2 separate regions of the Homo sapiens genome follow, and region 1 is linked to region 2. Evidence: chromatin loops called from intact Hi-C (ENCODE). Cell type or tissue: tibial artery. All regions are shown on one strand. Each heading gives the region's core, and the rest is flanking DNA. Links, peaks and the distances in the headings are about the cores only. Region 1 overlaps NEK4 (NIMA related kinase 4). Region 2 overlaps SFMBT1 (Scm like with four mbt domains 1).

The links. Peaks named below come from ENCODE experiments on the same cell type or tissue, not always from the same donor. Only the 100,000 strongest peaks of a DNase experiment are listed, where the experiment ranks them.
Region 1: it touches region 2 in a loop (4-fold over the local background); 47 of 110 quality-filtered maps call a loop at or near these places.

What each region holds. Positions count from the first base shown.
Region 1 is chr3:52,740,973-52,743,891 of GRCh38, reverse strand. NEK4 (NIMA related kinase 4) reads left to right here. Exons shown (of 16, transcript NM_003157.6): 12 at 431-540; 13 at 2,393-2,481. Among named protein-coding and RNA genes, the nearest start is that of NEK4, 29 kb to the left of the region's middle. In tibial artery, for the core only: a CTCF peak has its summit at 1,285 (motif pointing left); no DNase peak of the experiment used is centred there.
Region 2 is chr3:52,933,266-52,936,184 of GRCh38, reverse strand. It overlaps SFMBT1 (Scm like with four mbt domains 1), which reads left to right. Exons shown (of 21, transcript NM_016329.4): 5 at 1,284-1,372. Among named protein-coding and RNA genes, the nearest start is that of STIMATE-MUSTN1, 37 kb to the right of the region's middle. RefSeq lists a silencer at 1,158-1,452 and an enhancer at 2,557-2,726. In tibial artery, for the core only: a CTCF peak has its summit at 1,349; no DNase peak of the experiment used is centred there; H3K27ac peaks cover 273 bases.

The sequences.
Region 1 (2,919 bases), core at 239-2,738, 190 kb after region 2:
AGGGAGGTTGCTTGGGGAGTGGTGCTGCCGTAGGCTGAGGGCTATCATTCTTTTTAATATTTTTTAAAGATAGTACTAGCAGTTTCCATTTATTGAATGCTGACCATGTCTTAGGCATTATGGTAAACATATTAAGGGTATTATCTCATTTCACATTTACAGTACTGCCAAAATATGCAGCATTATCCTCATTTTGCAGCTAAGGAAACAGAGGCTCTGAGGAGTTAAGTAACTTGCCCAAGGTCACAGAGCTGGTGGACCTAGAGCTAAGATTTCAACTGAGGTGTCAGACACCAGAGAAATGATAAATATGCTGTTTGACTTACTTTTGGGCTAGCTCCTGCTGGGGTATGTTCCATACCAAATACAAAGCCCTTTTCAACTGGGGCAGCCCACCACAAACAACTACTGGGGATGTTTGCCTTTTCAGGCCCTTCAGTGAGGAAAGCGTCTCTGAGTGTAGCAGGGCCAGGAAAACCCCAGGAAGAAGACCAGCCCTTGCCTGCCCGACGGCTCTCCTCTGACTGCAGCGTCACTCAGGTGCATTACGTACTCCTAAGAGAGAAGGTGGACAGTCTACATCTGGCAGGCCTAATGCAGTAAACCTTTTAAATGTCAGCTCCATTTATTTTTGGGACAGGGCCAGCTTGTTATATCTTTTCACTCTTGATAAAGAAAGGAACTGGTAAATAATAGTCAAAAGGATTATGATTGACCCATTAAGGGAATAAATTTTTCAGGTACTCTTGTAAACAATTGATAGCCTAATTAAAAATATTTCATAGGTTGGTCTTAACAGGACTTCCTGGCCTGATGCAGTGGCTCACGCTTATAATACTAGCACTTTGGGAGGCCAAGGTGAGAAGATTGCTTTAGCCCAGGAGTTTGAGATCAATCTGGGCAATATAGTTGGACCCTGTCTCTAAGAAAAAAAAATTACCTGGCAAGGTGGCGCACACCTGTAGTCCCAGCCACTCGGGAGGCTGAGGTGGAAGGATCACTTGAGCCCAAGAGGTTGAGGCTACAGTGAGTTGTGTTCACACCACTGTGCTTTAGCCTAGGTGACAGAGCAAGACTCTGTCTCAAAAATATAAATAAATAAATAAGTAAATAAATAACAGAACTTTCTAAGGGCTTGCACTAGGCAGCACTTTGCTCAATCTGCTGTGATACCAACATACCCATCTGTGTCGCCAGATTTGAGTCTCACTTGCTAATCATTCCTCAGTTTCTTATTTGTGTCAATGTAGTTTACCTTCTTGCCTGTAGATGATGTAGGGACACCATCTGGTGGCTAAATGGGTAATTACTAGGTTTCTAACCCATGTTCACCTCTCTGTATAATACTCTGGGAATTCTTCCTGTTCTTTGAAAGTATTGGATGTATTATTTCTTTAACTATATCATTTAGTTATTTCACTAATAGAGGCTGCCTTCCATATCTCAGAGTTGTAAGGTTTATGTGTATTTTTAGGTGATCCTTTAAAGCACTTTAACAGTCTCACATTAAGAGCAAGCTGAAGCTGGGCATGGTGGCTTGTGGGTGTTATCTCAGCTACTTGGGAGGCCAAGGAAGGAGGATTGCTTGAGCCCAGGAGTTTGTGGCCAGCCTGGACAACATAGTGACACCCCTGTATCCAAAAAAAAGAAAAAAAAAAAGACAAGCTGAGTTTGCCTAGGTAATTTAAAATGCCAACATTCCTATAGAACAAGCCTTCTGCTTAGGAGTTGATAAACCAGAACTAGCCATCCACTGTCCTCTGGAAATTTCTTCACAGCTGAGACTCTCCAGGACCTTTGTAAAACTTCACCTTGGGCAGGCGCGGTAGCTCATGCCTGTAATCCCGGCACTTTGGGAGGCTGAGGCAGGCGGATCATGAGGTCAAGAGTTGGAGACCAGCCTGGCCAACATGGTGAAACCCTGTCTCTACTAAAAATACAAAAATTAGCTGGGCGTTGCGGCACGTGCCTGTAATCCCAGCTACTCGGGAGGCTGAGGCAGGAAAATCACTTGAACCAGAGAGTCGGAAGTTGCTGTGAGCCGAGATCGTGCCACTGCACTCTAGCCTGGCGACAGAGCAAGACTCTGTCTCAAAAAAACACAAAAATCAAAACAAAAAAAAAACAAACAAAATAAAAAACTTCATCTGATGTTCTTCAGTTATTCTTGTGGACTTTATGAGTGAACTGGGATATCACGGGTAAAATCACTTCAATGTTTTTTTCTTTTTGCCACAAATCATATGGGAACAATTTTTGTATTTGTTAGATTCTCCTGTTATATTGCACCTAGGAACGTATTGTGTCTAGTTGTTGCATCTAAGACTGGTTCAAGTATCACATTCTGGTTGTGTTGTCATGTAGAATTTTAATTCTTCCAAACATTTAATAGGAAAGGAAACAGATTCATTGTCTGTCTGAGGATGAGTTAAGTTCTTCTACAAGTTCAACTGATAAGTCAGATGGGGATTACGGGGAAGGGTAAGTTCTTGTTTTTCTGTCTCCCTTTATAAACTATTTCTGTTTTAATGAATATTAAATGTGCATTTTCAGTAGTATTTAGATCTCTAGTATTCCCACTGATAAAATTATAAATGGTTTGTGGCATATGCTGGAGCTAAAAGTGTCTCTTCTTTTTTTTTTTTTTTTTTTTTTGAGACGGAGTTTCGCTCTTGTTGCCCAGGCTGGAGTGCAGTGGCACAATCTCCGCTCACTGCAAGCTCCGCCTCCCGGGTTCACACCGTTCTCCTGACTCAGCCTCCCAAGTAGCTGGGACCACAGGCGTCCGCCACCATGCCCGGCTAGTTTTTTGTATTTTTTTAGTAGAGATGGCGTTTCACCGTGTTAGCCAGGATGGTCTCGATCTCCTGACCTCGTGATCTGCCCACCTCGGCCTCCCAAAGTGCTGGGATTACAGGC
Region 2 (2,919 bases), core at 260-2,759:
GCCCGTAATGAATCAGTGCATCTATGTAGTAACCGTTAAAAGCTGCTAATGTCACAAAGGGAGAGACAGCCAGACCATATGTGCCTCTTCATGCTCTTGAGGGAAGGGTATAACTTATTCCACTTGTGAAGTATTCTTTCACCCTCACCACCCCGCAAAGTCTAACCTGAATTTGATCAAGCTTCTAGCTCTAAATACTGATTTATGGCAAATACAGGGAACAGTAGAACAACTGGTCACCACAGGGACGTAACCAATGAAATCAGACTCTAAAAAACTCCATAGAGAACAAAGGCCAGGTCTCAATAAATGTGGAGTAAAAAAAGAGAGAGTAGGGACACGGGAGGGGAGGAAGGAGAAGAAACCTACTGATGAAAAGAAATCAAGGAGACATTTGCAATGCGTGCGTCTCACTTGGGTCCTGATGTAATCAAACAAATTGACAAAACTGTTTATGAGACAATTGGGGAAGTTTGAACATAGACTGGATATTTGATATTAAGGAATTATTGTTAATTTTTTAAAGGTATGATGTTGTTATTGTGGTTTTGTAAGAAAATATTTTCTTTTAGAAATATGTACTAAAATATATATATGGATGAAATTATATGCTATCTGGAATTGTCTTCTAACTGATCCTTGGTTGGGCATGGGTGGAGTGTGAGGGTATAAGCCAGGCATTGGCAAATTATCTGTAAAGGGCAAGATAGTAAATATTTTAGGCTTTACTAGTCATACAATCTCTGTCAAAGCTGCTAAAACCCTACCTTTGTAGTGTGAAAGCAGCCACAGACAATATGTAAACAAATGGGTATGGCCATGTTCCAGTAAAACTTTATTAACAAAAACAGACAGCAGGCTGGATTAAGCCCTCGAGTTGTAGCTTGTAAATCCTGGTTTAGATGAAACAGATTGGCCATGAGGTGACAGTTGTTGACGCCAGGGCACTTAGGATTCATTAGATCATTTTTCTTTTTGTATGTTTGAAAGTTTCCATCATAAAAAATAAAGTAAGGTACCTTCTGGGTAAAATTATAGGAATAGGTAGTTGGGACTATTCTCTTTGTTTTGTATACAACTCTTAATAAACTAACCAGAAAGTAGCTCCATCTAGAGAAGCATTTTTGGTTTTATTTTGTTTTATCTTTTCAAGCTCTCAAGCAGTATGTTGGACTCTTAGATCTTAAAATGTGAAATACCTTTAAACCATCTCCACTGATTTCGGTTTCTCTGCATTCTGTGGCTGGCATTTTGAGTAATCAGTCATTTATTCCCTCATCTAGGCATCAGAGATAAAGTATCTGACTGGGATGAGTTTCTGCGGCAGACCCTGATAGGAGCATGTAGTCCTCCTGTTCCGCTGCTAGAGGGCGTGAGTATTACTACATGCCACATCAGCATGGAAAACCCATCTGATCTTTCAAAGAATCTTAAAATCGGTTGCTTATTTACCACTCTGAAGAAAATAAACGTTATTATTAGAGACATAGGCATAGGTATTGGGAAGTTTAAACTTACCCTCAGAGGTTGCAAACTGGTGGCTTGCTTAGTGCCTAAATATTTTCTGAATTAGTTGCTAACACATAAAAAATCTAATTTCCCAGATTCTTTTATACAGTTGGAAAATAGGACCTTCTGAGGGCTTTCACTCTGAAACTGAGCAGAGGTCGATTCTGCTTGAGGGTGGACATTTGTAACTCCCACACCAGGTGACTTGGAGTCCCCCCAACCCACCCTTTTTTTTTTTTTTTTTTGCTTGGAACACATTGGATCTATTGCACTTCTGCCTTCCACCTGCTTTTCAGCAGTCCTTTTAAATTAGTGTGGCCTTTAAGCTTGTTAGTGAATATAGATCTCTTGATTTTGTGAAATGGATTTATTGGTTATGACATTTCTAAGTTATATCTTGTCACTTTCTGTCATACTGGTAAAATTATTTGTGGCATATGTGAAATGCAATGTATGAAGGTTCCCATCCCTCTACTTCCTTGCCAACACTTGTTATCTTTTTTATTATAGCTGACTAAGTGGGTATGAAGTGGCATCTCATTTTGATTTACATTTCTGTAATGACTGTTGATGTTGAGTATGTTTTTTTGTGCTTATGGGCCATTTCTGTATCCTTTTTGGAGACATTTCTTTGCCCATTTTTAAATTGGGTTGTCTTTTTATTATTGAGTTGAATGTATTATGCATTCAAAATATACATGCATTTCAAAATATTGAAAATATGTTTTCCCATTCTATGGTTTGTCTTTTTATTGTTTGCAGCGTAAACATTTTTTATTTTGATATAATCCAGATTATCTTTTTTTCTTTTGTTGCTTGTGCTTTTGGTATCATATCTAAGAAGGCTTTGCTTAACCCAAGGTCAAGAAGATTTACTCCTGTATTTTCTAAGAGTTTTATGGTTACATTTACTTCTGTCATCCATTCACATTCCCTTTTAAATTTTGATTGGTGAATACTCTATTTCAAACTGGTTTTTATTTTTTATACTCTGACTCATTTATTTATGCTTAGCCAGGGCCTTATACATACTAAAAACTCAGTAACATTTTAATGAATGGATGAATTGATAAACTATTCTACTCTTTTTTGACCATGACTCTGCCATGCTGACTTTTAGCTCTAAATCTTTTCCTCCACTTTTTCATATGTCCCTTTGCATATCTGGATATGTAAGTGTCACAGAGCAGTTTTTACTAGGAAAAAAATGTAAGGTTGTGTATTAGAAATGATTAAGTGATAACTTGATAATGAATTTCTTTTCTTTATTGTAGTTTTTAATATACTTCTAGATAGTGAGAGTTAAACTTTTCCTTTCCATCACTGTAATCAAAAGCTTTTACTCTGTTCATTTGAACATTGTTGTGACATCAATAAAAAACCAGAAACAACTGAAATACTATCTGTAGG